Regions from separate parts of the Homo sapiens genome. Here regions 1, 2 and 3 are each linked to region 4. A link is an interaction called in ENCODE POLR2A ChIA-PET data of the cell type or tissue named here. Cell type or tissue: GM12878. All regions are shown on one strand. Links, peaks and the distances in the headings refer to the core of each region. The heading gives the core; the rest is flanking DNA. Region 1 overlaps RAD51B (RAD51 paralog B). Region 2 overlaps RAD51B (RAD51 paralog B). Region 3 overlaps RAD51B (RAD51 paralog B). Region 4 holds the start of LOC101927971 (a long non-coding RNA gene).

Region 1 (8,115 bases), core at 262-4,261, 89 kb before region 4:
TATTTTAAAGGCTTGAGGTTTTAATATATGTATATGCCTTTTTTCCCTCATCTCTTGCAAATAAATAATGGTTTACATCAGGAGACAATTCAGGAAAAAAGCCTTTTAAAAAATTTTCAGGAAATCTGGCCACCGTGTTTCTGCAGCCACTGATAAATGACAATGCCACCAGCAGTGACCTAGGACATCCTGAATTCTTGCTCTTCTGAAGAGCTTGCATTCTCTTTTCAAAGGGTATCCTGTTCCTATTGCAATCTTTAAGCTATCTCAGCTCAAGATCACCTTTTTTCCTTTTATTATCATACTTAAAACAGCACTAGTGCTGTTAAGAAGACTCCACCCATAGATGTTGATGTCATTTGTGAGGAGGACAAGATTTAAAGAGAAGGTAACTGGGCCAGGTGTGGTGGCTTAAGCCTGTAATCCCAGCACTTTGGGAGGCCGAGGCGGGTGGATCACTAGGTCAGAAGTTCAAGACCAGCCTGGCCAACATGGTGAAACCCTGTCTCTACTAAAAATACAAAAATTAGCTGGGCATGGTGGCATGTGCCTGTAATCCCAGCTACTCGGGAGGCTGAGGCAGGAGAATTGCTTGAACTGGGACCTGGGAGGTGGAGGTTGCAGTGAGCCAAGATCGTGCCACTGCACTCCAGCCTGGGCTGCAGAGCAAGACTCCCTCTCAAAAATAAATAAATAAATAAATAGAAGGTAACTGGATATTGGCCCCAAACATATTCTAATTCAGCAAACAGACCCATTGAAACTCAGCATTGTTATTTCAATTCATGTTGTACAAATCAACTAAATACAATTTTGTCTATTTTCAGGGATAACTGAGTGTTCTTCATCCACAAAGGCCCAAGTCCGTATAGGACAGTAGCACAACGGGGAAGAAATGTGTGTTTTTTTTTGTTTTGTTTTGTTTTTTAGTGCTGATGAAAGGTGTTATATCCAAGGGTAAGTTATAAACAGAGAAGCTGTTTCTGATTGTGAAGATTGGCTCAGCCTGCACTGACACTTCTGAAAAGGTGGAAAGAGCAAAATCGCAGTTCCCTAGAGTCTCTCAGTTGTGTGATATCCATGCATGTTCGGAGCAGAATGTATAACGGATCCACCGTTCTGCTTCTCTGCTGTCTTCTAGTTTAAAACATGTTGCAGGCTAAAATGCAGAGGGAGAAGATTCTATTGGTTTACTCATCCAGTTATTAAGACAAGGATGGGATGAAGGATCAGTCTTCACAGACCTGCAAATTCCCTCCAGTATTGACCCTGTTGTTGCCTGAGGGCAGCTGGGTCAACAGGTATAACCTCCCTTTTTTTCCCTGAACAAAGGTAGCTGGACTTTCAAGGAAAAAAAAATAATCCAGCCCTGGTAATCACACAAACAGTTCTCAAAGCTCAATTAAACTAAAATGCCTTGTTTCAGTTTCTTTCCACAGTTTATAGATTTTACCAGCATAATTATCAAACTTTAAATGTTTCTCTCTTCCATTGTCTTGTTCTGTTTGGTTCACCTGGTGATGTTTGTTATAGCCTTTCTATTTGAGGAATTAGTGGAAGATAAAATGTTGCTAAGAGCAATTTCGTTAGTATTGAAAATAGCAGGAAAGAAATAGAGGGAGCAGCCATTGTTAGCAAAGTAGCCTGGTTATGTGTATTAAGCTTGGGAAAGAATTAAGGCCATTTGGTCTATTGATGCAAAATACCTTCGTTTTACTAACCACAGAAAAAGCCCTTGGTTGGGTTGTCTTGAGTAGTTAGAACTGGGGGTGGCCAAGATGACTGGTTGCTGATTTCCAGCACTGTGCATCAACCACCAAATGATTTTAACTTTCAAAGTTTATGGGGAAAGGGTACGATATGAATTTTGAGGTTTTTGCTGCTTCTTATGCAAAACATTATTTCGGTTTCAAGCAGCTGATCACAATTGCAACTGCTTATACCTGGTGAATTATAATATTCTCTATGGGAACTGCACTGCATGTCTGTGGGGGCCGTCCCATCTGCCTCCTTTGTGAATCTCTTCTCCTTTCAGTGCCTCCTAACTTGGGCCCCAAAGAGGGGTACAGCAGCTGAATGTCATTCTCTTGGGCTGTGGCCCAGGCATGCATCTTTCTGGAAGGATGACTGAATCCCATTCTTAAATCTGAAGTTCCTCTTGATTAGCGGCTCCTTTTGTTTGTTGTTTTTAACGGCATTTCTGTCTTTCATGGGTAGCTTACAGGGATGTGTTTTAGAGCCCCTTCCAGCTGGGAAGCCGCCCAACTCCCACCAGCTGAGTCGGGGGATGGCTTCCCTTTAGTTCCGCTGCTGTCTGTGGACTACAAGGACTCCACTTCCAGCCCCAGCAACAGTGGCCCTTGTCTGCTGTGCAAACTTGGCTCTCTTCTCTGGGTTTTCATTCTCCAGCCATCTGGGCATTTTGGGCACCCCTCTTATCTTAGTACCTTGGCACTCAGGACCACATGTCATCCTATCATAGAGATGCAAACAAAGGAATCCTTCACCTCTAGCTTGCAGTTCCCCTGGAACCATCATAGATTGAGTGACAATCAGGGAGATGGGGGCTTGGGCATTGGTCTTGAGTGATATAAATGGTTTTTCTAATAGAAGGCATTTGGAATGGGCTGACAATAGCTAGGATTGTTCACTACCAGGATTCTTAGTGCCTAGCTTCCTCCTTTTTCTCTGGCTATCTTGAAATCTAGGAGGAAGGAGCTAAAGACCCCGTGGCCTCTGATTGCCATAGCCTCTCTAGGCCTGGAAGCTTCAGCTTAGGGACTAGAATACTGCTGTGTGCCAGAGCAGTTCATCTAGCTTCCTATTAAGAATTCTATGTGCATTACCCACTTTTAAAATTCCTCCTCCTACTTCCTCAACTTCTGGCTTGGGGAGGGTTTGATCAGAGTCATTCTCTCTTCAGAGAAGCATCTGGAAAGATTGATCCAAGAGTGCTGATAGCAAGTTCGCTATCATCGCCCTGCCTCGAGGAAAATAAGCATTCGATAAAAGGACACTTCCACTGCCCAGTTCACTCCTACTCCACTGTGTCTTCTCCTGTCCCTCCCCCTACCCCTCTGACCCCTGCACTCATTCTGATCCCTCTTCCTGCCCGAATGTCTCTCAGTGGTCAACAAGGCATGAGCTAGCCAAAGAAAATGCAACCAAATAGTGTTAATCACTTCCATTTAGACCTCAGTAGTCAGGTGGGGCTGCAGGTCTTTGAAAGGCAGACTTAAAATGCTTGCCTCTTTTCAGCGAATCTGATTTTACATTTGGCTGCTGATCATTCAGCCCCTGGCATTTGTTCATACATTGGAAGCCCAAAGCTTCCACACAGTTGAGTCTACAGAGCAGAGTAATATTAACAAGACTTATCTTGGTTATGATGCCAAAACCATGGTGCCACTTCATTTCACACCAAAGTGGATGGATCTTATTTATTTATTTTTTAAGAGTTGAGGCAGCACAGAGAAGCTCAGAGATTCATTCAGGATCATCCACTGTGTCCAAGCTTTGATCCTCTGGCCCTTATGACAGGCAATGATGGTTCAGAGTACAGACAGAGCTCCTGTAGAGCGTGCGACCAATTTAACTGGAACCATGGGTTCTTAATTACGACTTCCCCTCCCCACCCACTGCCACCACCATCCAGTTGCCAGAACCCAGTTGGTTTTCTGTGAAACGGCAGCTAGTGACACTTTGCATGGGTTCACCAGAAGGCCTTTCAGTCTTTGTCTCATTTTAATTGTGTATCTCAACCAAGAAGATCAACTCTCCACATGTAAAGTTAACTCCCTTTAGTTTTCAAAGTTTCTTTCCAAGAACCACCTATTGTCAGTCCCTCATCCTGTGTCTGGCAAACTTAGAAGAAACAATGAAGTTCACAGTACAGACTGAGCTCCCGAAGCACTGATCTTTTATGTATCTAAATGAGGGAAGAAGGAATGCATATTCTCTGGCACAAGCTGGCTCTACCATGTGATTTGAAGTAAATGGCCATTTTATTTCACATTAGGAGGAGAGACTTGGAGCAGTTTGGCAGCAGATCTGTAGCGGGTTATTAATCTAAGAACTATAGTTTTCTTCCACATAGGAGATTAAATACCCATCTTTCGTCAGATCAAAGCAGGCCTCTTGGACTATCTGATCTTTGCAAAAGGCCCCATGTTGGGCCAGCACAACAGTCTTTGCATGTATTGCTCCCTATGTTAAAAACAACAACATCATCATCATTTTAGTATGTGTAAATAATAAGGTCTGCCAGCATTAGCAGCTCTCTAGGCCCAAAGTAAAACTTTAGGTTTTTTTTCTTTTTTTCTTTTTTTGAGACAGAGTCTCACTCTATCACCCAGGCTGGAGTGCAGTGGCGTGATCTCTGCTCACTGCAAGCTCCACCTCCCGGGTTCACACCATTCTCCTGCCTCAGCCTCCCGAGTAGCTGGGACTACAGGTGCCCGCCACCACGCCCGGCTAATTTTTTTGTATTTTTAGTAGAGACAGGGTTTCACCATGTTAGCCAGGATAGTCTCCATCTCCTGACCTCATGATCTGCCCGCCTTGGCCTCCCAAAGTGCTGGGATTACAGGCGTGAACCACTGCACCCAGCCCCTAAAACTTTAGTTTTACTTGAACTGACTTTATATTAATTTTCTACTACTAGAACAAGTCACTGCCCCCCAGAGTTTGAAGAAATGTGAATATTAACTAGGGCTTATCTGAATGAGAACAACAGCATTGCTCTTTTCGTAGTGTTGTAATAAATATCATCTTAGACTTATACGGCATTTTCTTTAGGGCATTAATAGAGTTTATATAACCTATTGTTCATTTACTTGATAGCTCATTGAGACAGTTTAGGTATTGATGCTATATTCACCATCTATAAAATGGGAAGAATAAAAATATTAAGTTCAACTTAAATGGGTTACAAGAAAGAATACAGACATTTGTATGATCTATGTCTCCAAGATACTGCCTAGAGCTTTTAAACTTTGTAAGTTCTGCATTTCACCTACCCAAGGGAGTCTGAGAGTGTGTAATTTGGGCCAGGGCACAACAGCCCTTGGCCAGGTTGAAGTGGACAAACAAATGGAATTGGTTCCAGTTTACCAACCTGGCACGAATTATGTGCTGGTCAAGGAAGTGTTTTTCAAATCATGGGGAGCCACTAGTGAAAATCTACTGGTGCTTTGATGGTGGCCTTTGGAGATACTTTTATAATTTGAAACCATTCCCATGGCAGGCCAGGGAGAGGTCTTACTTTAGCCAACATGCAACATTAGGTAGAAGAAATGGGGCCTTTCTGACTGGTTTGACCTGTGGGTGGGCCCTCTTCCACATGTTTCTAATTAGGATGCAAGAAAGAGTAGATATTCTGTGGCGACTCTCCTTTCCTTCTCGGCTGTGAGACAGAACAACAGCGCCTTTGTGATGACCTTTACAGGGCTGTTTACATTTGGTGACCTGCCTGAACACTCCCGCCAGAGTGGACGCACCTCTTGGCTAATGAGGAACAGCCATGCTGTCTTTTACTATGGTAGACCTTGGAGGTTAAAATGAAAAATAAGAGGATCCTCTGTTGATGACTAGTCGAAGTTAATTTTCTTTACAGATTTATTGAGGTATAATTTACATACTATAAAATTCACCCATTGTAAGTATACAATTCAATGATTTTTAGTATAATAAATTTATAAAGTCTTGTCATCATATAATCCAGTCTTAGAACTTCGTTGGAGTTATTTTGAAAACACCAAATAATGATCATAATTGGAATGTAGATCATGCTGAAGTGAAACAGAAATTTATGAGGCTATCTTGGGTTAAGGAAGAGGGCCACCCAGGAAACTATTTGAGACAATTAAGTCTCAAGCTTCTCAAAATACATGAAACCTTGAGATTAGCACTTATATTTCAGAACATTTTCCATATTTTTGCTTACCAAATGGTATGACCTACTTGAAAAAAAATGAGAAGCTGCTGCAGAACCTGCCTCAGGTGTCAGCATCAATTAATGTTTCATGGTTATAATGAGAAGGAGCAGAAGATGAGAGTCTAAGCTCCCCTTAAAGGGCTTATAGTTCACTTTGAACATATTTATTTACGTGCCCTCTCATTTTCAAGTACTGTGTTAGGTACTGCAGACACATGGATAGTGAGACAATGTCTCTACCCTTAAGAACTAGTAGTCCAGTGGTTTCTGTTAAATTTCAGTATGATGTCATAAATTCTGTGGTAAAGTGCCGTGTGATGTCAGGAAGGTCATCAGTAAAGACTTTCTAGAGTTGATGTTACTAAGAAATCAATGACATGGTTAATAAGCTCACTAGTCCTGCTGACACTGAGTCCCTACCCTCGGCTCCATTTGGATGAGGCTCTGTGAGATCCAGTCCCTGCCTTGGGGGCTTTGTCATTCATGAGAGAAACAAGTCCATCACTCCTTCCAGTTAGATATCTGTGAAAAGGTGGAAAAAGCAAAGAACACTTGGAATTTGGGAGAGAAAGAGAGACCATTTAAGGGAAGAATTGCATTTGAGTTGAATTTTGAAAAAATTGAGATAGGCTTTTGCCCGGCATGGGTAAAAGTGGGAAACAGTCCAGAAGAAAGATGTGAGCAAAGGCTCAGGGACAGGAGAACTTGGGATGTGTTCTGAGAACAGTGAGTAATCCAAAATGGATTGATACATATATCACATAGTATAGCTATTTCTATATACTTATGTCAGAAACAAGGGAATTAAGGGAATCACAAGGCTCTGCTTTGCCTGTATCAAGGAAGGCTTCCTAGAGAAGCCATTAATTTCACTCTGTCTGTTATGCATGCTTTACACCAAGGTGATGTGATTAGTTTTCTTCTTTGGTTTCTTCTTTCTGAATTCATCAGGTGGTCACACCCACTGGGCCACAGAAAGCACCAGTGGATTTTCACTAGTGATTCCTGTGATTAAAAAACGTTTTTGACCAGCACGTAATTTGTGCCAGATTTGTAAGCTAGAGTGAATTCTATTTTTGTCCAGTTCAACCTGGCCATAGGCTGCTGTAACCTGGCCCAAGAGCTTAATGTAATACTTTCAAGAAGATTAAAAATCCAACAATCCCTTGAAACATTGGTTGCTAACCTTTGAAAGAGTAGTCACTGCACCTGAGTAGCCTTAGGAAATGAATAGGAGGTCTGAGAAAAAGAAAAAAAAGAAGAGTGGTACCATTTGCTTAAAATCCCTAGGGCCTTATAGGGTAAACCTATTTCTAAATTTAAGTTGCTAAGACCTTGAACCTGGGGTTGTTTGGGGATATTTTGGAAAGTAAGGAATATTATTGACTTTCCATCAGGAAGGAAAGAACTCAGTTGTTTTTGATATTACTAAGAAAGAGAGAGTTTTGCATTTATTTGTTTGCATGGACGGTCTACCTACCGTGTGGCCTTGTTCATGACATGGCGGACCTCCCTCTCTGGGGTCAGTGTGAATAGCCAGGCTGCAGCTGTAGCTAGAGACAATGGCCAGCACTGTTGGGCCTTGCCCCTTAAGCCCCGAAGGTTAATTTCCTAGTATTTAGTGGCATTGAACCCGCCAAAGAAAATGCTGTTTCATCTGGGGGAAGATAATTTCTGCATGTGTATTTTTTTCATGAAGAATAAAGAAGAGATATTTTTGGAAGAACATAACTTAACCTGTTGGCCTTGGCTAGGAAAGCTAAAAAAGCAAGGGGTCAGTACTCTTACAAGTATCATGTCTTAAACGTCAGCCAACCAGTAATTATTTAGATGCCATCAGAGGGGAAGTCCCATCCCATTGTTATTTTTTCTCTAGACTGTGAGATGCTTTAAAAAAACCTCTCTGTAGGGAAATGATCTTTAAAAAACAAACAAACAAAAAGCCTGAGAATTTAGTGCTGCATTTGTTGAGAAGTAAGGGCCCTGGAAACGGAGGAGTTTTTGTTGTTGTTGTTTTGGTGACTGCTTTGCCACTCTGCATGTTACAAAGGGCAAATTCTTGGCCACTGTTTAGGGTTCCCAAAAAATTCCAAGATGTCCAGTTAAATTAGAATTTTAGATAAACAACAATTTTTGTATGAGTACATCTAAAATATTGTACTGGGACCTACTCATACTTC
Region 2 (8,115 bases), core at 2,810-6,809, 96 kb before region 4:
CAAACTCCTGACCTCAAGTGATCCACCTGCCTTGGCCTCCCAAATTGGTGGGATTACAGGAGTGAACCACTGCGCTTGGCCAGAATGTAAGTTCTTGTGGGCAGGAATTTTTGTCACTTTTGTTCAGTGCTGGATCTCCACATCTTAGAAAAGTGCTTGACAATAATAGTTAATAAATAATTGATGTTAATAAATACTGTATGATGAATGGCAATAGGCAATTCAGGGAACCATGTGAGAAAGGAAAGAACAGAAGTGGAACAGCTCAGCTTTTGAAGGAGAAATCTCCCACCTTCACACAAGGGTGGTGACTGAGTAGCTTAGTGTGATACACTATAATGATATTTATTAGCCACCTACCATCTGCTAGGTCATGTGTTAGACAGGTGCTTGGGACACATAGACAAATGCTACAGTCCCTGCTCTATGGGAAGCTCACAATCAGGGGAGGGGAAGGGCTGTGGCTATGACGGACAAGTAAGCAGGTTACATTTGGTGTCATGATGGCATTAGGTTTGGGATGTTTTTGGGGAACAGATAGGAGTCCTGGCTTGGGGATGGAGGCTCTCTAGGAACTTTACAACAAGGAGGCATGTGAAGAATTAACAGCAGTTCTTAATAGGAGAGAGAGAAGGGGAAAGTGCACCTGACAGAGGGAAAAGCCCCCGTCATGGAATCCAGGCAGGGGCCGGATTGCCGAGACCAGCTCGGTTGGGGAGACCCTAACCCAGTGGCGCTAGAGGAATTAAAGACTCACACAGAAATATAGAGGTGTGAAGTAGGAAATCAGGGGTCTCACAGCCTGCAGAGATGAGAGCCCCAAACAGAGATTTATCCACATATTTATTAACAGCAAGCCAGTCATTAGCATTGTTTCTATAGATATTAAATTAACTAAAAGTATCCCTTATGGGAAACGAAGGGATGGGCCAAATTAAAGGAATAGGTTGGGCTAGTTAACTGCAGCAGGAGCATATCCTTAAGGCACAGATCACTCATGCTATTGTTTGTGGCTTAAGAATGCCTTTAAGCAGTTTTCCACCCTGGGCAGGCCAGGTGTTCTTGCCCTCATTCCCATAAACCCACAACCTTCCAGCGTGGGCATTATGGCCATCATGAACATGTCACAGTGCTGCAGAGATTTTATTTATGGCCAGTTTTGGGGCCAGTTTATGGCAAGATTTTGGGGGGCTTGCTCCCAACAGAAAGGTCTTATTCCTCATGCTGATCAGTTTGAATTTTTTCCTGAGGGTAATAGGGAGCCATTGAAATAGGGAAGTATAAAGAAAATGTGGCACATACACACTGTGGAATACCATGCAGCCATAAAAAAGGATGAGCTCATGTCCTTTGCAGGGACATGGATGAAGCTGGAAACCATCATTCTCAGCAAACTAATCCAAGAACAGAAAACCAAACACCGCATGTTCTCACTCATAAGTGGGAGCTGAACAATGAGAACACATGGACACGGGGAGAGAAACATCACACACCAGGTTGGGGGCTAGGGGAGGTATAGCATTAGGAGAAATACCTAATGTAGATGACAGGTTGACGGGTGCAGCAAACCACCATGGCACATGTATACCCATGCAACAAACCTGCACGTTCTGCACATGTATCCCAGAATATAAAGTATAATAAAAAAAAAAAAAAAAAAAGAAAAGAAAAAGAAATACGGAAGTGACGGAGTCATTTTGTAGTTGGAAGCATTTTCTCAGGCAGCCATTTACAGGTTAGGGGGATGGAGATGAAACTATAGAACTTGGATTTTGATCTCTTTGAGGCAAGTCACTTTGGGGTGGGGTTAGCCCTAAACTTCTTAAAGCAATGAGAACTTTAGAATAAGTTTTAACCTTTCTGAGATGTTGGGTGGCCAGGTCTGGTTCTAGCTTCCTACCTTACCAACCCAGGAGAGATTTCTTTGGTATACCAGCCTTCTGAATAACATCAGGCGAGCCCTCCATTTATCAAGGCGCCTAACAGTTAGAAATGGTGTCAGGCTATCTATAACTCTGCTAGGATGTGAGAGAAAATAGCAAATGACTTAAAGTACTAAATGGAACTATGAGGGCTCTGTGTGGTGGCTCATACCTATAATCCCAGCACTTTGGGAGGCTGAGGTGGGCAGATCACTTGAGGCCAGGAGTTCAAGACCAGCCTGGACAACATGGCGAAACACCATCTCTATGAAAAATACAAAAATTAGCTGGATGTGATGGTGCATGCCTGTAATCCCAGCTACCCAGGAGGCTGAGGCACAAGAATCACTTGAGCCTGTGAGGCGGAGGTTGCAGTGAGCAGAGATGGCGCCACTGCACTCCAGCCTGGGCGAGAGAGCAAGACTCTGTCTCAAAAAAAAAAAAAGGCACTATGGAAATTAATACAAGTGTTATGTTCCTTTTGCTAATGATTGCAATAATAATATTGAGTGCCTATTATGCGTCAGGCACTATACTAAGCACATAAAAATGCAACAACTTAGTGGGGTTCAATTATCACCCTCAATTTAGAAACAAAGAAACTGAAGTACGAAGTATTTCCATAACTTGCTGATGATCGCATAACTAGTAATTAGTTGGCATTCAAACCTAGAGTCTTGCTCTAGAGTCTGTGCTCTTGACCAGTATACCATACTCAGCTCTTCAAGATGATCATACAACTACCTCAGCTAGAGCTTATGATCACATATTTCTGTCATTGTTAGATTTGAGAGGTTTCCATGCATCACTATAAGTGCAGCTGTTTCTTTATGTGTGCCCTGAAATCTCTATGCTGATAGTCAGTAGAAAAGCAGTGTGTTTTAACAGAAGCTGAAGCACTGCATTTAGAATTGGGAGACTTGTATTCAAGGACCAGCTTTGCCACAAACCATCTGTACTATTTTGAGCAAGGCACTTAACTTCCCTGGACCTCAATTCCCTCAGCTATACACATAAGAGCTTGCATTAGGTGAAGCTGGCAGGCCTTTCAGTTTGCTTCTTCTGTCACATTCTGTCTTCGGTGAGCAAATTGGTATGTTCAAGCCTCAGACAGGCTTCTCTGTTCACCTCTTGAAGAAGGCTGGACCAACCCATCTATGAGCATTTTGTCACATTTCTTTTGTCACTGTTATTATATTGGATATCTAGAGCAGCAATCTTTTGAATCTATAACCCATCATTTTTTAGCATATTGCCCCAAAGTATGGAAAATTGCTGCCAAAAACTATAGTGCTACTATATAAAGTTATATAAAACACACCAGAAATAGAATTTTTAAAATATGAAGTGGGTTCTAGTATTTTTTCCCTACATCCCGTTGAGTCATTGTGATGTATTCCCACCACTTGGTATAGTTCAAATTTCTCCCTTCCTTGTTTTTACTGCAGAACTCTTTACTGTCCCAAGTAGAGTGAGACTGAAACCAAAATTTGAGCACTGGGTCCATTCATTCAATTGTTCATTCATTTACACGTTAAGTATGAAGCATCTATAATGTGAAATGCTTGCTGAATTTTCAGGAGGCCATAAGAACGGTATCAGGCTTGGCCTCTCCCCTCTCAAACATAAAGGCTAATTCTAGTGTTTTTCAGTTTTATCTGGTTGGAACCCTAGAATTCCTGCATACTGTAATGAAGCTAAACTTTACATCTAAACTGGCTATATGTATTGCACTACAGTGCATAAGACAAGAAAAGTTACAAAAAGAAGGAAAATCCAGAACGTGAGGCCCACAGACATGAAACAGTTGAAGTCACACTGTAGTACAGCATCTAATGAATTGCCAGGATGAGAGAAGCAGATTTTTAATATCAGAGGCATTCACAGAAAGGAGAGATCATCATGATCTTTGTGATGGAGGCTTGGACCACTGCCTTAGGATGTCAGGGCAGAACTAAGATGGGCCCCTTGGTTGGTCTGTCCTGACTCACTGTGTCTGCAGTGCCTGGATATCAGCCAGCAGACCACCTCCATCATTGAGTTAGACCCACTTACAAGGTGGCAGGCTATTAACCAGTCCCCTGTTCCACTGAGAACTTGCCAGGCTGGCCATCATAGCATGGTATAGGTTGAAGTAGCTTAGTACCTGTGGTGGATGACTGTTTTTCTCGGCCAGCTGTTTAATGAGCACCAAATGAAGTAAAATGCTGCTTGGTTCCTCTCCTCTCTTCAGACACAAACAATCGAGCACATCCTAGTGGAAGGGCCGTGTTGGGGAACTGGCTTTCTTGTGCTGATCATCTTGGTTCCCACATCCGTCCCTCCCCTCTGGGCTAGAGTTTGGAGGAGCTATTGAAGAACCTTGAGAAAACTGTTAACCTTGAAAGTTTAGTTATTCATCATCAAATATATTAACAAACGTTTGTAGCCAAAGCTTTACTGTCTATGGCAGTTTTAAATAATTATCAAAATCATGATTTAATTAATTTCTCTCTCCATTTTGGGTTGGCTTAGAGGAGTAGGAGATTGCAATTCACAAGTACTTTCTGGTCCTGTAACCAACTTGCACTTTCAAGTTCAGGTAATCACCTTGTCCTTTTCAGTTTATTTACCCATGACTTAGGTTAAAGTTGCCCATGCCTCTGGTGAAATTCACAAATGAAACTTCACCTAGCTGGGTTTCATATTTGTAAGAAATCATTTTTTTTCTCCATGAGAATGTGCAGGTCAGCTGAGACAAGCATGATTAATTCTAGACATGAATTAGAACAAGCCCAAGCTGAACAGCTCTCTCAGAGGAAGTCATCTGAAATTGGTATGTGTGACCCAGTATATCTTTTGACCAATTTGCATTGGAAACCACAGTGAGCATGGAAGAAATATAACCTTGATCCTCTGGCCTAATAAACATTCTTGCAATTCTAAATGTACCTAGAGTTTGTGACAAGTGTGTATTGGAAAACTCGTTGAAAACACATGAGTTAGTAATGTTCTCTTTCAGAAGATGAACTTGCATGGCCGAAGTGAGATTCCAGTGGGAAAGACCTGGTAGAGAAAGAGTGGGAGAATGCGTTGACCTCTGGAGGGCAGATTATGGCATGCCAGGCAATGGGTTGTGCCATCAGGGAAGGAATCTAGAAAGACGAGGAGACTCAGGAGAAAGGAGATGACTTCTGTTGACAGGTCATTGTTGCTCAGACTTAGTGCAGATGAGAAAGGAAATCCAGAAACCTACATGACAGCTCCTCTTGGATTGGATGAAAATATTGATTTTTTTTTTTTTTCCCTATCTGGAATTTGACAGGGTCAGTTCATGTCTGGGTTTTCAGCACTTAATACAGGGCGCTTTTGTCTTGGGAGGCGGCTGGACTGGTTTTTCCTCCAGGCAGGTGCACAGAGGGCGTTTATTGTAGCCTGAAACACAAACACCAAGCCCCTAGGCCCTGATCCACACACTCTCCAGTGTGGCTCAAGGAAATAAAGTGAACAATGTCTCTTGCAACAGGCGAGCACTGTAAATGCCACTCCTGAATGATATATTTCTTAAAACTTTGTATCCGTAACCTGATCATCTCTTAAAACTTAATTATATGTCAGAGAAAAGGAAGCTATTGGCTCCTCCAGCTGTCCAGGTTGAACGAGAGCACACAATGGAGCATATCCGATTCACAGCCTTACTTAGGTAATCAGATTAATATCTCCTGAATTGAATTTACCCTTTTGATATGGAGTCTTTCAGCTGCCTTGTTTCACATCTCAAATTCTGACAAAGCTGTGCGGCCTTTGAGTAATTTCCCTGAAATCTATATGTGGGAAGCCTGTACTTCAAGCAGTTTTTGGGACTTGCACCAATTAAATCTGTCTCTGGCACACTTTTAATGGCATGCTTTCCCCTGAGTCAACAACTGCTCCAAAATCTGAAGTCATTTGTTTAATTTAAAAGCAAAGGTTATGGAACAACCATTTCAAGCTTCACCAGCCAAACTCCAGTGGCTTTGAAAAGGGAGATGAGGCAGAGGAAAGGCTAATAAACTGGATTTCTTATACACAAAATAAATTAATTACTGTGTTTCTGTAAGCTAGTATCAAATCAAGTTTGTTCACACCCTCCTTGCCAACCTAGCTCTCCCTTTCTCTTCAAACTCACCCTCTCTGGGCTTTCATATTCACGATTGAGGCTCACCCTCTTACTGTTGTTCTTGCAACACAAACATCTGGACTGGATTTTTGTCAGCTGGAGTTGAGAGAGAACTGTAAATGATGCAGTGATTTTTTTTTCGTCCTTATTAAATTTATTTATAGCCAGTCTGAAGCCAGGAAACATGCTAGAGCCTTTGATTGGAGGTTCTCGAGGAATGTACGGTGGATGGTATTTTCTCCTGTTGTTTTCTAAATAATATCAAGGATAGAATTACATAACTCCCAACTTGAGTATTTTTTGCCCTGAAGGACCCTTTATTAGGACATTTTGCACATCAGAATTCTTCCATTATATTTGCTTATCCAATATGCCTTCTTTTCTGTCAGTGAGAGAAAAGGAAATGTACATGACAGGTTATTTCTGAAAAATTAGAAAGATGGAGAGTGAGTTTCTGGTTGTTTGGGACATGAACCAGTGGCATGAGTATTTTCTTTTGCCAAAGGGACACAACATGGATCCTATTTCTACCTCTTAACAACCTCTGCAATCTTAAAGCTGCCAAATCTCAAAGAATTTCATTCATTTAGTCATTATTTAAGATAATAAAAGGCCCTACAAGCAGCTTACGAAAATAATTTATAAAATATTTTTCTCTGCCCTTAGACCTTGTTAAATAACAATGCCTTGGTGTTTATAAAATTATTTAAGAAACAAAACTTTCTAGAGGAGGCTGAATCAGATGATGATTTCTTGAGGTCCCTTCCCAGTTCTATGATTTGAGATGATTCTTTAATTTTCCTTCACTGTCATTTATATCTGTGTCATTAAAAAAAAAAAAAAAAAAAGGGCTGTTTGGGAATGAGATTTGCTACACCCGTAGGCATTTTCTTCTTCAGAAAAGAGACTGTTTAGCTTTCTGCCACCCAAGTCAGTCATCCTCAGCCTGAACAATGGAGCTTAATGTTCTCCATCTTCCTAAGAGTTAGTGTCTGTTGTTATGAAAGTGAATTGAAACCAAATGTACTTTCTATTGGAAAAGCTGCCCTTGCTCTCAGCTCATGGACAAAACTGAGAGAGAAGGCTCTTACAAAACAGAGGGAAAAATCCTCGCTGTCATGTCATAACACCAGTTATTTCACTGTTAGACCTATGAACATATCTTTGATGCAACACTACACTATTTGATGATGTTTCTGTGTCACTTAAGATGGGCGTTTCATATTTATCTCTTAGAAATGTTAGCAGATTTTTTTCACGAGTTATCTTGCTTATGGACTGGAAAAGCTATTCTTACAGTAAGACCCTTCATTAACTGAGAAGGCATAAAAGATAGCTCATGTTCTCCACCAAGAAAGGAAGCTCTGTTTCTCTCTGTCTGATGGGAAGCATTTGAGACAGAGCAGCTTCATGAAGTGTGGATGTCTGTTACCCACTTCCCAGTTTTTAAAGTAAAAGCCAAGTCAATGGCACTGGTACTTGTAGTGAAATGAGCCACAGAGGCATCATTACTCATCACCATCACGACTCAAGGATCAGCAAATGAGAGTCCTGAAGGTAAAGAATGTTTATTTTCAGGTAGAGAAGAAAGAAAAATCACGGAGAGGTAGAGAAAAGTGAAGGGCAAAGGAAGAATCCAGCAGACATTAAGCAACACTGTATCTTCCAAGATCATAAAGCCAAATAGTTCCTGCTAGATTTAACTTTTATTATTTTGGGAGATGAAAATCACTGGGGCATGGAGTTCTCATTCTGCATTTAGGAACTTCCATAATATTTTAATAATAACAATAATGATAATAATGCCAATCACTTTAATTAAATCTCCCTAAATAAGCATCTTTTAATGCAGTGTTGTTTGCTGTAAAACATCCCAACTAATGGTAGAGGCTGGATGTCTGCCAAAGACATGGTGAGGGAACCGCCACAGAGCCGCTGGTATTGGACCCTGGCAGAGCTGGTTCCTCTAGCCAAAGGAAGTGAATAATCATGGGGAAGTGGTTATTCCAGCTGTGACACTCAGGAAATTTCAGTAGAATGTGATGGCCTTATATA
Region 3 (8,115 bases), core at 1,309-5,308, 120 kb before region 4:
CATCCGAAAAATAAATACAAATATCATTTCAAATAGGAAAAACAAGAAAATATTTCTTAAACTAAAGACCTTTAGTTTTAGAGGTATGCATTTGAAAACACAGATACTATCATCACGTATATTTAAGACTGGTTCCAGACCCATGCTGCTCTCTGTGCGTTGAAATGAAACTGAGAAGACAAATGCCCAAATGGAATTTTTCCCACCTGTGAACTCCTATTCCAGATCCCAGTGTTGTTTGTGGCTCTTCCACATTTAACCAGCTAACTGCCTGCTCTTATTCTGTTCTTATGTGACAACCAATCTTCTGAAACTCTCGTCATCACATTTCAGCAGAAGTGAAAATATTAGCAGAGTGGTTGGTGGCCAAGACAGAAATAGAACCCAGGAGTCTGTGTCCTTTCCCTTGCCGGACCTACTGGAGCATGGTTCCTCCTGCCTGAAGACTCAGTGTTTCCAACTCTAACAAACAGAATTCTAACAGTTGACTGGTTTCTTCTTGCTACTCAAAATTTGTTTTATACTTAAACATTTTGTACAGTTTTTTCTTTATGAATGATTTTGCATTAAACAAATGGGACTTGGTTAATCTGATATCAGTGAATGCCTTATTCTGAGGAAATTAATCCACAAATATCCGTGGGACCATGAGTTTTCATATTGAGAACCTTTTTATGTGATAGACTAGAGAGCCAGGTAGACCAGGTCTGCGTCTGGTGCTCCCATGTGCCAGCTATTTGATCTCAAAAAATACCTCAACTTCTTGAACCTCAGTTTCCTCATCTTTACAACCAGGATGATAACGTTTACCTCACTGAGTTGTGAGGATAAAATAAGCCAACACAACTCAAGCAATTGGTAGGGGTCTGACACATAGGAAATGCTTAGTGAACGTGAGTTTCCTCTCTTCCTCCTTCACTCCTTTAGAATAGGGTTAGAGATGTAGAAACACATAAAATCTCATGAAATGTGCACCATAGAGAGAGAAGGATAACACAAATGACATAAAAAGTCTTGTACTAAGTTACTTGGTATTGATTCTAAAGTCAGGGTATTATCTAGGGCAAGGTGGCTCACACCTGTAAACCCAGCACTTTGGGAGGCCAAGGCAGGAGGATCACTTGACCCTTGGAGTTTGAGACCAGCCTGGGCTGGGAACATAGGGAAACTCCGTCTCTACAAAAAATAAAACATTGGCCGGGTGTGGTGGTGCATGCCTCTGTTCCCAGCTCCTCTTGTGTCTGAGGTGGGAGGAACGCTTGAGCTCAGGAGTTCAAGGCTGCAGTGAGCCGTGATTGCACTACTGCAGTTTAGTCTGGATGGCAGAGCAAGAGCCTGTCTCAAAAAAAAATGAAAAAAAAAATAGAAGAAAAAGAAGTAAAGTATGAGTATTAAGAAGTGAGAGAAAAGTTAGGGCTAGAATAGTTAGCAAAGATATCATGGAAAAGGTAGGATTTGAACTGGCCCCTCAAAGATGGAAACTTACAGAGTAAAGGAGGCTATTTCAGACTGGGGCATTTGGGGTGGGTAAACCATGAGAAATAGAGAAATTAGAACGAGAATGTTATAAGCCTTGGTTTTCCTATTGGAATAATTGAACGCAATAGAATAATAAGTAAAAGGATAATATTAATATGTGTTAGGCACTGTCTTAAGTGCTTTATATGCTAACTCATTTATCCTTAAATAGGTAAGATTGCTATGCCAATTATACAGTTGAAGAAAGTGAGGCACAGAGACATTAACTAATCTACCTGAGTAGGTGTGGAATAAATAATCTACAACTAGTAGGCAGTGGAGCTGAGCTGGAAGCCCAGGGGATCTGACTCCAGAGTCCACCCTCCTAACCCAGGACAGCTGCTTCAGTCACTTCCCAGCTCCCCTCACTCTGCATTGAGGATCAGCTAAGACCATTCTGTGAACATACCCTGAAAAGTATAAAGTACCATATACGTGTAAAATGACATGGTTATTCTTATTAATGATGTCATATGAGAGGCGACAAATAGCTACCTGAAAATGAGGGAGAAAAACTATGGTCTAGCACCCACATGCAGTTGTACTGGGCAGGTTTAGCCAGTGCACAGCATATATGCCTCACCTTCCTCTCTAGCGACTCTTGAGTCCTGAAAGCCTCACGTTTCCCATTTGGACAGTGTTCCAGGAGGCCATTTCCAAGCCAGTATCAGAGACTAAAAACCTGTTTGGCATCTGGCAGTAGGGCTTGTGCCTCAAGTGTGATCTGCCTTTGGCCAGGACATCCTTTTTTTTTTTTTTTTCTTTTGAGATGGAGTTTTGCTCTTGTTGCCTAGGCTGGAGTGCAATGGCGTGACCTTAGCTCACTGTAACCTCCACCTCCTGGGTTCAAGCGATTCTCCTGCCTCAGCCTCCCCAGTAGCTGGGATTACAGGCACGCACCACAACGCCTGACTAATTTTTTGTAGTTTTAGTAGAGACAGGGTTTCACCATGTTGGCCAGGCTGGTCTTGAACTCCTGATCTCAGGTGGTCCACCTGCCTCGGCCTCCCAAAATGCTGGGATTACAGGCATGAGCCACCATGCCCAGCCTCAGGACATCCTTTTTAACGGGCTTGTACCACATGATTGGGAGTTTGAATGTTAGTAACCATGATAGAAGATCTCCACTCCAAGGGCATCACCGTGGGAGGAAGCCTGCCCCTACTTACCATGTAAATATTTAGCCATTTCAATATATTTGTTCTGGACTTGTTCTTCTTATGTGTGTCTCCTGTGTTGAGTCTGTTTAATTGTAGGTTATTATTGTGTGTCTATATTGATGTCATTTCTTTAAGTACAGACACAGACAGCATTGCTTCAGCTGCCCCCACCCCTCCTTTTAAAAATAACACCTTACACAATATCCCTTCCTTGAGGACATCAAATAAATAACTTTTGTTCAAGAGCATATCTGATGAGGTGGCTAACTTGGAAATTTGTTCCTAGGCAGACCTTGTGACCTCTGTTTCAATACATAGTGAGTGGCCTTTGCTCCCATTTTATGCTACAGATTCACTCTGGAGATAGAATTGGTTGCACCTCTCCAGGCAGTGAGTTTGGAGAGCCCTTGGTGGTTAGGATGCCATTTGTGCTGGTGGCACAGAAATACAAGCAGTAAGCCCAGAGTTGCTTACTCTCCACTGGAGGTTTCTCAGAGGCTGGGGGGGACCCGAGACTCCTCTGCTTCAACTCCGCTCTACTATATGCCACTGGAAGTGTAGCTGAGGCTGAAGGGTATCAATGTTGGTATTTATCAGGTTGGACTCCCCCAAGTGCCCTATTTTCATACCTCCAAGGAGCAAGTGATTCAACAGAACTGTTTTCTTGGCCTCAAATGAGTCTAAGAAGGGGAAATCACTTAATACCAGCCGTCTGTGAGGGACCGATCACAAAGCTGTGTCTTTCTAATCCTCCTTGTAAATCAAAGGGAGGGGAATCCCCAGAGCCCAGGAGTACACATGAATAGAAAGCACCACAGGTAATAAAAACACCTAAAAAGGTCAGCAGAAACTCGGGGAGCTGCTGGAAATTCACCTCCTCTGCCTTTCTATGGGACTCAGTGGGCAGTGATCAGGTAGCAGGCAAGGATACCCAACTACACACCAAAGCAACTTGGCCACAGGACACGTACAGTGCAGCAGAAGGCTGGTAGGATAGTTTCTTCCACATCCATGTGAACCTCAGAGTCATCTGACCATTGGCCTTGTTCTCTTCCAGGTTCTAGCTGGCCAGAGACTTTTTTGGCCTCATACTAACTGCAAAATTGCACACAGTTGGCGAATACACCACTGGAAGCCACTGTGGCTGCATTGTCACAGTTCACCAATTGTGCATGTTATTTCCTGCAGTGGGCCCAAGATCACTGACAGGATGCCGTCGGGGTTGGGCTGAAGGTGGAAACAGCACACTAGCTTGCTGTTTGTGGCCTCTTTACAACTGCCGGCCCCATCTGAGATCCGGAACCAACACGTGCTAACCTCAGCCCATTGGGGCCAGTGGGGCAGCCAGCAGTGGAACCATAGCTCTCCACACCTATGTCTATGGCACGGTAGCTGCCGGCCCACAGTTTCCACTGCATCCCCTTGCATGTGCACCCCAAGAGAAGTAGGCCAAAGAGAAAGCTGCCTTAGGGAGCCACATGGTTATCTTGTGTGTTTACTTTTGCCAAATGGCAGACACAATTCTACTTCAATGCATTTTTCTGAACTCAGTGGTCAAAAGTAGCACGGAAGCACTACTTGCGTCAGCCCCCTCTGTGATTGAGCGAGTGTGTGCTTGTGCAAAGCTGAGGAGATTTTTTTTCACCTCCTCCTTCTGCATTCCCTCAGACTGAGCCACTCTCTTCTTTAGGGGCTCCCCTACTAGGCAGAGTGTTTCTCTAGCTTTGCCTGTGGATTTCACAGTGAAATCTACAGAAGACAGTTTTCCTCAGGGCTGATAATAAGAGGTATGAACTTATTAAGATTGGAAGCATTCTCACCATAAACACAAATTATTTCAAGTTGCTCCTTCATCCCCTTTTCCTTGGCCACTGCCATTGGTTCTGTGTAGGATGGATTTCTTAAGGTTGAAGATAAGCAATGCAAAGGTGGAATTTTGAGTACAGCACTCATCCTAATGTGGGTGAAATATATGAAACATTTATTCTAAGCAGACTGCTACATTAACAGTTGTTATACATTCATTCTCTGCATATCTTTTGTGGACTCAACACTTTTAGGTACAGAGAGGTTAGGAGAATTTCCCAGAATTGCACAGCAGGTTAGTGACAGTGCCAGAAATAAAAGTCTGCCTGACTCCCACACCCATGTTTTCTTCAAGCCAAATTGAAGTTTGGCCTCTTCTCCACAAATATTTCACAAGAAAAATTCCCCACAGCCTTTCAGAATTTCCCAGAAAACAATTGTTGTGCAGTCCTTCAAGATGGAAATGGCAGGCTGGAATATTGAAACCTTATCAGCTTTTATTCTAGAACTGACAGTTGATATTTTCTGAGCTGAAGCTAAGATAAAAGTTTATTTTTGTGTTTTTTTTTTTTAATCGTGGAATGATTTTTGATTTTCCAGAGCATGGCAAAACTAAGCCAGCAAATACTAAAACCACATTTGTTTTTGTGACGCTCAAACTCCGTAACAAATATTGGGTATCTCTATACAAAGCTGGATGTGGACAGGAAGGGTTTGGGATGGGGAGAGGCATGCGTCTGGGAGCGTGGCCTTTCTGGACCTACCCTGTTCTCACTCTCTTCCTTCTGCCTCTTGCCCTCATTGCTTTCCTTATTCTCTTTCTTCCTCTTGTCTCCTTCTCACCTCCAGCTCCTACCACAGCAGACAGGTTGGGGCAGACACCGTCATGGTTGGGGAGCAGGAGGACAGCATGGGGAAAACCACTCCAGGCCTTTCTCTCAAACCTTAGTGATGAAAGGACTCAATGGACCTGAACAATTTCTCACAGGAAAGTTCCGGTCTCTGTCTCCTTAAAAGCAAGGCATTCAGTAACCCTTAACAGAGCCAGGATTAAAACTTGAATTTCTGACTTATCCCAGGCCTCTGTTTGGATAGAAAGGCTAGGTCACTGTCATATATGGCAATTAGGATCACTTCAGATACAAAAGTAACATTTTTAAAGCTGTGCCTTAAGCAGAGAGACCATTTTTAGTACAAAAAGGAAAAAAAGATTAACTGTGCCTTCAGAGCTGATGAAAGGCAGAGCCTCGTCACTTTGAAAGCATTGGATTTAGTGCCAGGCGGGTTGGTGAGTAGACTCAGCACCCACATTCTCTTCTTGCGTCTCTCTCTGGCCACCCAGATTATCCAGGGGCTGCTGTTTACTTGAGAGCTAGAAGTATCAGGACGGACTATCACTGCACCTCGCCATCCTGGCCCAGTTAAAGTGATTTTGAAACTTCCTGATGTGTGTTAGATTGTGGCAGGTTTCTGCCAGGGAGTGGGCGGGAGGAGGAAGCAGGTGTTTTTATGGGCTAGAAATGCCCCTGAGATGCCTGAGGTTGCTTCGTGAATCCTCTAGCCCAGCCTACCCCTTCAACTCTGTTGCACAGAGACATGAGTTCCATGAAAAATTTAGTTTCAAAACTTCCCGTGGGCGCCGGAAATGATAACCACATGTTATCAAGAGCCACTGAAAACCACCAAAAATTTGTCAAAATTCATATAAGATTGCCTCACATACTTGACTTTCATAGAAGCGGAAGCCATTGACCTACTTGATTTATGGTATTTATTAGCAGAGTCTGAAAAGACTTTTATCACAAGATTGATCTTGTTACAGTGTAGCATCTTGACCATCTTTCAGTGTATTTCTGGATATTAGATTTATTTGTTTATTACTTTTATAGGTGGAATTCTCTAGACCATGACATTAAGGCCTGGAGAAGTCACCTGTCAGTAGATCTGAGCTGAGAGTTTCTCTCTCTTCTCCTGTGTCCCATGTTGCCTTAGGAAGGAGAGCAGGCAGGGAAGCCTGCATGCCCTTATCTCATCTGTACTATTGGTCTTAGGTGACTCCAGTTCACTTGGTGGAAAATGGGGATTACAAAATTTGCCTCTCAGCTGCCCCCACAGAAATCTCAGTGATGGCGTTTGTCAGATTCTTGGGTCCTTAAAAAATCTGACTTTTAAATATCGAATAATTATTTTGCTGATCATGAATATCTCTTCTGCTGACCAAACAGGACCAGATATCACATTCCAACCTATTCTATCCCTGGCTGACCACAAACTCCCTCTTCTTTGTCCCCCACCAAAAGTCAGGTAAAATGAGCTGTTTCTATCAAAGGCTGTGTCTTCAGGCCTGGCCATTTCCCACTCAGGTCTCCAGTGCTATCCAATTTTCTCTTCACCTGTACATTCTAGTACTCATGGAAGGCTCCAGTATACAAAATGGCTACTCATGGGGCCCCCTCCCCTTCCACCCCACCAAAGATATTTCTAACCTTCAATGTAGAGTAAGTTAGAATTGACATATACATTGTCCCTTAAAGGCCAGGAACATTAAGCTTGAGCAGAGGGTAGGTGTAGCCTGGGTATAGTCTAGTCATAGCCTAGCTAAAGAAAGATGAGTCAGCTGAAGGCAGAGGGTCTGCATTGGGCACATAGACTGGCAGAGAGTTGGGCTCAGTTGGCTCAATCCTCTGACTAATGACCAGTTAATTCTGCTTATTCTCTCTTAACTCAAGGTATTTGCTGCCTTAAGCTACTTTTTAAATACTTAGTGGAAATAAGTCATCTATTTTCATTAGTGTGTGTGTTGTGTGTGTGTTGGTTGGATTTTCCTGGCCAGGAGCCTCTGCCTTCTGACCAAAATGACATTGATTCCCAGCCTTCTGCCTTAGCAGTTCATCCCATCTTTAACTGGTTCCCCTCTATCTCTTTTCTCTAGCTTATATGCCTTGCTGGCTGTGAAAGGAGGACCTACTGGGTGGTCTATGAATCTATACCCCGTATTTCTTTTTTAAAGATCTTAATTTTTCTCCCTATTTTTCCTTGTGGGAAGGCATTAAAAATGGGACTCAAGGTCTATGTGACACTATATGAGGTGCCATTTCCTATACAGGTGCACCTCTGTAAGCAGCATACAGTTAAGAGGGCAATGCAAAGAAGCTTTGGGAGTAAGCATTCTCTCATATATAAAGTTGAGTTGAGACAGAAGTTACTTTATACAAATATAGGGTTTCTTGTTCCTTCTAATAGGTGGATGGTATTCTTCTTCCTCGAGAGAAGCTGATTAAGTTGGATTCTGTCTATTCCTGGCTTCAGACCTAATCATGACCATTAAAAATATCTATCTTTTCCTTTGTCCAAGAATCCCACTCTGGTCTTGCATTGTAATTGGTGGTGTTGGGGGTGTGTTGCGTGTTTTCAATAAGCCTTATTTTAGGGAAATAGCAAAAATAGCATATGTACTTTCAATTAAATTGTTATTGCTTTTGAACATATTGACAGCAAATATTTGTTATTTGTCAGTAGTGGCCTATATGCTGTATAAAAGGGAATCAGGCATGGGTTTTATAGCTAAACAAGCAAGGTATAAATCAGCAAAGGATAACTAATGACAGTGGTGGGGTAACATTTTCCATAG
Region 4 (8,115 bases), core at 2,031-6,030:
AAGACTGAGGAGGGGCCTTAATGAGGGTCTCTGAGTGAGGACCTGGGCCCGGTAACCAGCCCTGGCCTGTTTCATGCCCAGGCTATCAGCCGCCCCTCCTACCAAGTCTCTCTGAATTAATATTTTGGGTGTCTCCTCAGACAACAGCTCCAAGCAGATGAATTATGGCAGTTCTAAAGGGTATTTACATCTCTTCTCTCTATTCCTCTTGGGAAGCAGGGTGGGGGATTAAGTCAGTCTTAAAAACTGGCTAAAGGGCATTCTCCAGAATGATGTCTTCTGAGATTAAAAGGACACAGAGCCACATCACAAGATACTAGGTGGAGATTTTCTAATACAAATGCATGCATGATGGTACATGGACTGTCTGCGGGATCTGAGGAGTCTGTAATTGCAGGCAAAACAGCAAATGCCTAATACATGATTTTTTTTCAAATGTTAGCATATATTAGGATCATCTGAGAGAGGTTTTTGAAAATATGGACTCTTGGGCATCACCTCCAAAGATTCTGATTCATCAGGTTTGGGATGGGGCCTAGGATTCTGCATTTTACAAAGTTAACAGATGATTCTGATGTATAGAAACATATGAATGCCCTAGTAATTTCTCCAGAGATCCAATCCCATGTCTTGATTTTATATCAATGACCAAGTAATCTCTCTGGAAAGGCCAACCTACATTTTCCCACTAATTTTTTTGGGGGGGAAGGAGAGTTCAAACCTACAGAAAAGTTCCAAGAAAAGTATATTGAACTCCCCATATACCCTTTACCTGATTTTTTTTTGTGTTTTTTTTTTTTTTTGAGATGGAGTCTTACTGTGTCGCCCAGGCTGGAGTGCAGTGGCGCAATCTCGGCTCACTGCAAACTCCTCTTCCCGGGTTCACGCCATTCTCCTGCCTCAGCCTCCCGAGTAGCTGGGACTACAGGCACCCGCCACAATGCCCGGCTAATTTTTTAGTAGTTTTGGTAGAGATGGGGTTTCACCGTGTTAGCCAGGATGGCCTCCATCTCCTGACTTCATGATCCACCCGCCTTGGCCTCCCAAAGTGCCGGGATTACAGGCGTGAGCCACCAAGCCCAGCTCTTTACCTGATTTTTAACACTTTGCCTCATTTATTTTTATCTCTTGTATATTAGTTACCAATTTATTTTATAATATTGTTAACTTATTATAATTATCTTTGCTGAACCATCTGAGGGCAAGTTACAGATATCATATCCTTTCATCCCCAAATACTTCAGCATTTATCTCTTAAGAACAAGAACTTCTCTTACATAACCACAGTACAATGATCTCACCCAGGAAATTAGTATTGATACAATACTATTATATAATATACTGGCAATATTCAAACTTTGCCAGGTGTCCCAATAATGTACTCTATGGCAGTTTTTTCCAGGATGCAGTCCAGGATTAGACATGGCATTTTAGTTGAAATGTCTTTTTGCACTAATGGTTTTTAAAGCCATTGATGTTCTCCCAGAAAAATTTTTCTTCAAGAACATATTTCCTAATAAACAAATCATATTTCTTTTCTCTTCTGTTCTTACTGCTTGCAAAGAGCCAGTGATCCAAAGTGGGCCTGAAGCAACAGCAGGCTTACCCAGGCCTGATTCTTCACAAGCTAAGGCCTGGGCAAAGGACCCTCTCTCAGCCCTGGGTTTGCCTTGTGAGCTGATTTCCTGAAGGCAAACCACATGACTGCTGGTGTGTCCCCTTGCTGTTCAGTCAAGTGGGTGGCCACCTGGCTTTCTCCTTGTCCCAAAGTACTTCGTTGGATATGTAAAGCGACCAAATGTTACTTCACTGTAGTTTGAATCTTACCCAGAAAGAGTGACTGGTAAAGGACATGCCACTTTGCACCCTTCCCAGCTCTCTCCAAAGGCAGCTGGCTGAATGCACACTTCTGAGGGTGATGTTTTTTCCAGCACTCAGGGATATACCCAGTGTGAGATCAGAATCAGCAGCTGTATTCATTCTGCCTCAGCCAGTGCCATCTGAAACAAACATCAAGTGGTCAAAAAATGAGATGGTGACCATGTATAATACACAAGACTTATTAGAATTCAACTCTGGTATCCGCCTGCTGCCTCTGACTCTACAATGGGAGCAGGAAAGCAAAGCTCATACCAGGACAGCTGAAAGGTGTGGTCTGAGGATTTCATGGTGAACAGATAGAACACACTGTGGGGGAAAAAAAACATATTTTATGCAAGCATCTTTCTGGCTTGTCTTGAATGAAGCTAAATTTAAAGAGAAAGTGCCACAGATTTCTTTAAATGGTTAGGTTTTTGTTTTCTTTGTTTTATTTTGCTAGTATTTACTTAAGGGTAATATGTGTTTTCTGTAATGAGTGAATTTATTTTTAATTAAAAACTTATTTGCAAAGGTCAAGAGATTTCACTACAAGTCACCATTCAGGATTTTTTTTTTCCTTTCCTTAAGTAGAAGGTAGCAAGGGGAAAGCTGTATTGGAGAAAAGGTTCAGGGGCATGGCCTCCTGGAGAATGTTGGGAGTTGAGCTGATGGGAGGAGATTGCTTCTTTTTATTCAGACAATCTAGTTCTGTTCTTCTTATGCCTACTATTGTTTTCCTTGCCATCTTTGAGACCTTGATGATCGACACTGCAGACACAGCAGAGAATCCTAGTACAGACTGAAGCTTTTCGTATAAAGTGAGCATGCTCACTGTGATTCTGGACAGTTCCTACATAGTATCTCTGTAGGATAACATATGTCTTGGTTTTCTCAGGGCAAGCTCAGTTTATCTCTGTTATCCCAGTATAACTATTAAAATGTCCCCATTTCATTTTCAAAAATGTCCTGGTTGGATAAGAACTTAAAGTATTTTGTTAAGACTCTGGGAAACTGAAGGTATTTTCTCCCTGTCCATGAGCCAGTGGAGTTGTTGAGTGATTTGTGCTGGTGCATACCAGTCTCTAGCCTAGTGGATGGCTCACCCCCGCTTCTCCCCTACCTTGTGCTATGGAGGATCCATCCCTAACTCTTGCATTCCAGAGGTTCTGATTGCCTCACTTCTTCCTGTCTTCTGCTTCACATTTCTTACCTTTCTCAGTAACGAGTTTGCTGAGACTTGCATCAGCCTAGGTATGTTGTGCAAGTAAAGCCTCTGGACTGCATTCACTCCTTTCACCTCCAGCCAAGAGACATCAGGAATGAAATTTTCTGCTTTACTAAAGTGAAGCAGCCCATTCTTTACCAGCCAAATGCCTTCCTCGGTGGGTAAATGGTATTAGTTGAAGCAGTTATTACATAGTTTTATGCCTCAGATCCTGTATTTATAAATCTGAAAGACGACTAATAGCTTTAAAGTATTTTGAGAATCTCAAAGCTCAGAAGATTATAAATAACAAAAGATATATTTTTTCGTATCTAAAATGGTAGCACAAATACTGCGGTTGCTTACTTAATAGATAGCGTGTGGTCCCTGAGCCATTGCAGCTGATGGGTTTTTTCCAGTGCTCTATTTATAGAGCTAGGTCAGAAATATCACTTCCGTTGGAACCTGACCTATAGACCATTGTCAATTTTAGAGACCCAAGGAAGTAGAATGCACCCTAAATACAGCTGGTTCACAGATTCAGTTAGTGAACCACAAGCCCTCAAGGAAATTAATTTTGCTGGAAGATAAATGTCTGAGCCTATCCCAGTCTCTTTTCTTTGACACCTTTGTCCTGTGGTCTCACAGAGCTTGTAGGTCATCTTGAATCTTTATTCTAAAAATAACCTATTATAGGCAGTTTCCCAGCTTTAATAACTTACTCATCCTCTTCGCCTTTTGTTGCTAAAATTCTGCATTGAATGGAACAAGAACTGATGACCTGCCAAGAGAGGTAACCAAGATTCTCAGTCCCTTCCCCAGTTCAAATGGATGGTCCAATAAAGAACCATGCTCAGCAAGTGCCAGGGGCCTAGTTTTAAACAGGAGAAGCTGAATTGAATGGATGATGAATTGAATGAATGAATTGAATCCTTCTGATCCCTAGTCTCGCACTCAGACTCCCGTCTTTAAGCTTTGTTACTATGAAGTTGTGTTTGCTGGGACTTGGCCACTGGTCAGCACAGGTTTACCCATCATAAAGTCTTACTAAGTAGGGTAGACTAAGAAAATCTCTAGTCTGGAGAGAAATCTGCTATCAGCAAAAGAACCCATGCCTGTGCTCTTTTCAAGCACAAACGGGTGCTGGGTAGGGCACAGCGATTCAAAGACAGCGCATGGAGTGGTGCATTCTCAAACTTCCTGGAACAAGTGAGGTTCTCGATGAGGAACTCATTCATATCATCAAAATACCAAAGACTCAAAGTTTTTTAATAAGGCAGGAACTATTGAGGTCATTTACCCCTTCTTGTCATGGATGAGGAAACTGAGGCTCAGTGAGGTTAGGTAACTGCTCATTACCAAGGCCTACTCTGAGGTTCTTTGTTACACTACTCTCCTTCTCCCACCTGGTCTCATCAAAAGCCCAGACGGAGTCAGAAATAGAACTGCAGGGTCCTGCTTTCTAGCCAGCAGCTGGCCACAGGCTATCATGCATTACATGGAATGTGCTTCAGGACGTGAGGACAAGAGATATGAACGAGAATGCAGTTCCAGTGGTAACATACCATCTTCTTCCCTGGATTTATTTCAATCCTGAAAACATTTGTAGGTATTGTTATTCCTTTATTTTTTTAAATTTCCTCTTTCTACTCTAAATAAATGGGCTTTCATCTGCAGGGACTGGAGGGACCAAATATCCAGAATATCCAGTCCGCTAAGGCCATGAACTTTTCCTTCCCCTCTGTTCCTATTTTGGGAGTCATTGCTTTGTTTTTTTGACTTTTTTTTTTTTAACATGGAAAAGCATTCTTTTAAAGTTGACCCTTTTGCTGCAGGGCAAATGCTTTTCTGTTATGCACTAGAGATTCAGTTTGATCTCCTAGAAATGCTTAGCACAGGAGTCATAAATTGAAATGTTTTCAGAGAAGGAGCTTTCTCATTAAGAGCTTTCCAACAGGCCTCTTCTAAATACTGACACGGGTTGGTACCAGAAGCCCATCACCTTTTTGGAAATCAAGGCTACATAGCAACCTGGTTATCCTCCTCCAGTCTGATTGCACGAGGGCTACACCCCATGTATACAGAGCAGAGAGACAGCTCCTTGCCTTGTGAGAAATTCGTCTTCATAACCAACTCCCACACCAAATGAGTAAGGAATTGGATCCAAAAGATAGTCATGAAAGATATTCCAGAATCCAAATCATGTGTTTTAACCACTTTGCAACTAAGATTTACTATCTTGCCTCATTGTTAACAGAATAAAAAATGCAGGAGATAATGATTAAACTTCTTTCCTCCCTAGAATTTCATCTTCAGTGTTTGATCATCATTGTTCCTGTCACTTATACATATCAAGTATCTTCATCTAAGGGTCATCAAGAACCTCTGGTTGCCTGGAGGCCAGAATTATTATTCACATTTTACAGATGGGTTAGCAATCACAGAAAGAGAACATGCTTTGACTTACCTAAAAGAGTCTCTGAGAGAGTGGAGAATGAATGTTCCCACAGTCTTTTACAGAGCCCTGACTTCAGTGTGAGTAGATTAGATTTGCTCTATGTAGCTTACACAGAGACTTCTACAGGCTCAATCCCATAACAATGAAAATCCTCAAAAATGAAAATATTTTCAAAGCTCAGTTCACGTATTTGATTTTTGTATTTGCATTGGAATTAACCAAATTCCAGACAATGAAGTTATACTGCTTTGGCAGGTCTAAATATCACAATCATCAAAAAGGAGAGAGAGGGAGTGAGCACCTCAATTTTTAGAACTTCCTCTTAAAGTGAACATAGAGAAGGTTCACTTATCTGTTTCCTAACCAATTAGGTCATCTTGCAGGAAATCACCTTTTCTTAAAAGCCAGTAGGCAGATTCCTCCTACTTTAAATTTCCCATCAACAGCATTAACAATCATTTATGCCAGCCCTCTCACAGGAATGCTTGAAAGTCAAAAGACATAAGAGACCACTAAGTTTTCTAGTTTAAAATAAGGTCACAACTTTATAGTAACTTACAGTTTCCCTACCTCCCTCTCTCAAGTGATTCTATCACTGCAATCACCCTTCAATTGCTTTCCTATACTTGAGGCCCTATTAAGTAAACTATCTTTCCAATCCTTGCCAGATTTTTAATTCTACAACCAGAGAGGATCAGTTCCAGGCCACCTGACTTGCGTGAATCCAGCTGCTGGGCCAGTTGAGTGAGATTAAGTAACTTGCTGAGCCAGAGTATGTGCTGTCTTTCTGGAAACCCCTTGCCCTGGGTTATCACTGTACATCAGAACAGAGGAAGCCGAGTATGGAGCCTGAGTGACATGCAGAGCTCAGATGAGTGATAAGATCCTCATGACACACTTCCATCGGTATCCTCCCAGAGATGGGCCTTTGAGCTCTCAAGACTCTTGTGGGCTGGCAGAATAACACGTTATTTGACATGAGAGACATGATAAGCCCAGAGAAAGCTAATTGGAGTAGTGGTTAAAACTCAGTTGGCCTGGTTTCGAACCCTGGCTGTGTCAGTAACTAACCATGTGAACTGGAGTGACTTAGTTTCTCATAGCCTCATTCTGTCAATAGGGATGTTAATATTACTCACTTCATAGGATTGTTGTAAGGATCAAAAGAGATGTAGCTAAGATATGAAGCTCAGCAAGATTTAAGCTTACATAGTGCCTAGCACATAGTACCTTAAAAAATATTGCCTTTCCACCTTGGGCAACATAGTGAGACCCTGTCTCTACAGAAAAATAAAAATAAGTTAGCCAATCATTGTGGCATGTGCCTGTGGTCCCAGCTACTCGGTAGGCTGAGGTGGGAGGATTGCTTGAGCATGGGAATTCAAGGTTACAGTGGGCTATGATCATACTACTGCATTCCAGCCTGGGCAATAAGGGAGACCCTTTCTCTAAAAAAAAATTTAAAAATTGCCTTTCATTATCATTAACTTTCAAGGCCTTGCTGTTATTACTTTTATGGTGGATTAATATTTGTAAGAACTCCTAAAAATACAAATGGATATTTTTAAAGTCTATAGTAGACTACAGTCAAGCTTGCTCACTCAGGGTTTCCTTTGGAAACTTTTCTGTGGTCATCTGTACTCATGGCCCTTACTTAAGACTTGGGTTTACCTGTCCAGAAAACAACCAAATACATGGGTACTTTTTTATACTATTCTTATTGTTTTAGCGACGCGGAGTCCTTTAAATAGTTGCTCCTGGCCCAAATGTGGCTCCAATCTCTGAAGACATCCTGTGTCTTCCTTTAGACCCGAGAAACTCCTACAGTTTATCACCAAAAAAAAAAAAAAAAAAAAAAAGTTTGAGTGCTTAACTAGCAACTCCTAATTATTCACATGTAGCTTTTTCTTGACAAACTTTAGAGCTTAGCCTCCCTTGATCCCATCACTTAGCAGGCATCTAAGCAACTAATTTCTAGAGTTTACTTGAAAAATGTAAACCTGTTAATTTTAGCTAAGCAAGATAGAATTAAGGATGTAAATCTGCTGCCAAAACAAGGATACAATATGATTCAAAATTTAGTGGAAATAACTTTTTAATTAGTCATTTAGTCAGTATTATAAGCATCCTCTGTGTCTCAGACCTTGTGTTAAGTAACTCAGGCATGCTGACATACATCAGGCGTGGGTTTGGCCTCTTTATAATATACAGTCATATGTCACTTAACAATGAAGATGGGTTCTGAGAAATGCATCATTAAGCAATTTTGACATTGTGTGAACATCATAGAATGTATTTACACAAACTGAGATGGTATAGCCTACTACAAACCCAGGCTGTATAGTATAGCCCATTGCTCCTAGTCTACAGACCCATTCAGCATGTTGCTGTACTGAATACTATAGGCAATTGGAACACAGTAGTAAGTATTTGTGTATCTAAACACATCTAAACAGAAAAGGTACAATAAAAATGGTAAAAGGATTAAAAATGGTACACCTGTGTAGGGCACTTACTATGACTGCAGCTTATAGGACTGGAGTTGCTCTGGGTCCGTTGGTGAGTGCACCTACTGATGAATGAACATGAAGGC

What was found. ChIA-PET counts read pairs that join two places held together with the same protein. Peaks named below come from ENCODE experiments on the same cell type or tissue, not always from the same donor. Only the 100,000 strongest peaks of a DNase experiment are listed, where the experiment ranks them.
Region 1: POLR2A ChIA-PET joins it to region 4 with 25 read pairs; 6 of 35 experiments call an interaction of 5 or more read pairs at or near these places.
Region 2: POLR2A ChIA-PET joins it to region 4 with 11 read pairs; 6 of 35 experiments call an interaction of 5 or more read pairs at or near these places.
Region 3: POLR2A ChIA-PET joins it to region 4 with 50 read pairs; 6 of 35 experiments call an interaction of 5 or more read pairs at or near these places.

Annotation. Positions count from the first base shown.
Region 1 is chr14:68,311,212-68,319,326 of GRCh38, forward strand. The region is part of intron 8 of RAD51B (RAD51 paralog B); the gene reads left to right. Among named protein-coding and RNA genes, the nearest start is that of RAD51B-AS1, 370 kb to the right of the region's middle. RefSeq lists enhancers at 1,987-2,036, 2,317-2,396. In GM12878, for the core only: no CTCF peak of the experiment used is centred there; a DNase peak (open chromatin) is centred at 1,920; H3K27ac peaks cover 3,061 bases.
Region 2 is chr14:68,301,816-68,309,930 of GRCh38, forward strand. The region is part of intron 8 of RAD51B (RAD51 paralog B); the gene reads left to right. Among named protein-coding and RNA genes, the nearest start is that of RAD51B-AS1, 380 kb to the right of the region's middle. RefSeq lists enhancers at 4,587-4,726, 7,403-7,472. In GM12878, for the core only: no CTCF peak of the experiment used is centred there; DNase peaks (open chromatin) are centred at 4,196 and 4,636; H3K4me3 peaks cover 384 bases; H3K27ac peaks cover 3,821 bases.
Region 3 is chr14:68,279,715-68,287,829 of GRCh38, forward strand. All of the region lies in intron 7 of RAD51B (RAD51 paralog B), which reads left to right. Among named protein-coding and RNA genes, the nearest start is that of RAD51B-AS1, 400 kb to the right of the region's middle. RefSeq lists enhancers at 232-401, 3,651-3,720, 5,457-5,506, 5,557-5,616, 5,777-5,826. In GM12878, for the core only: no CTCF peak of the experiment used is centred there; DNase peaks (open chromatin) are centred at 3,387 and 3,797; H3K27ac peaks cover 4,000 bases.
Region 4 is chr14:68,398,472-68,406,586 of GRCh38, forward strand. All of the region lies in intron 8 of RAD51B (RAD51 paralog B), which reads left to right. LOC101927971 (a long non-coding RNA gene) reads right to left here and starts at 5,851. Exons shown (of 4, transcript XR_245776.5): 1 at 5,532-5,851; 2 at 1,828-2,000. RefSeq lists an enhancer at 5,589-5,748. In GM12878, for the core only: no CTCF peak of the experiment used is centred there; a DNase peak (open chromatin) is centred at 3,540; H3K4me3 peaks cover 2,282 bases; H3K27ac peaks cover 4,000 bases.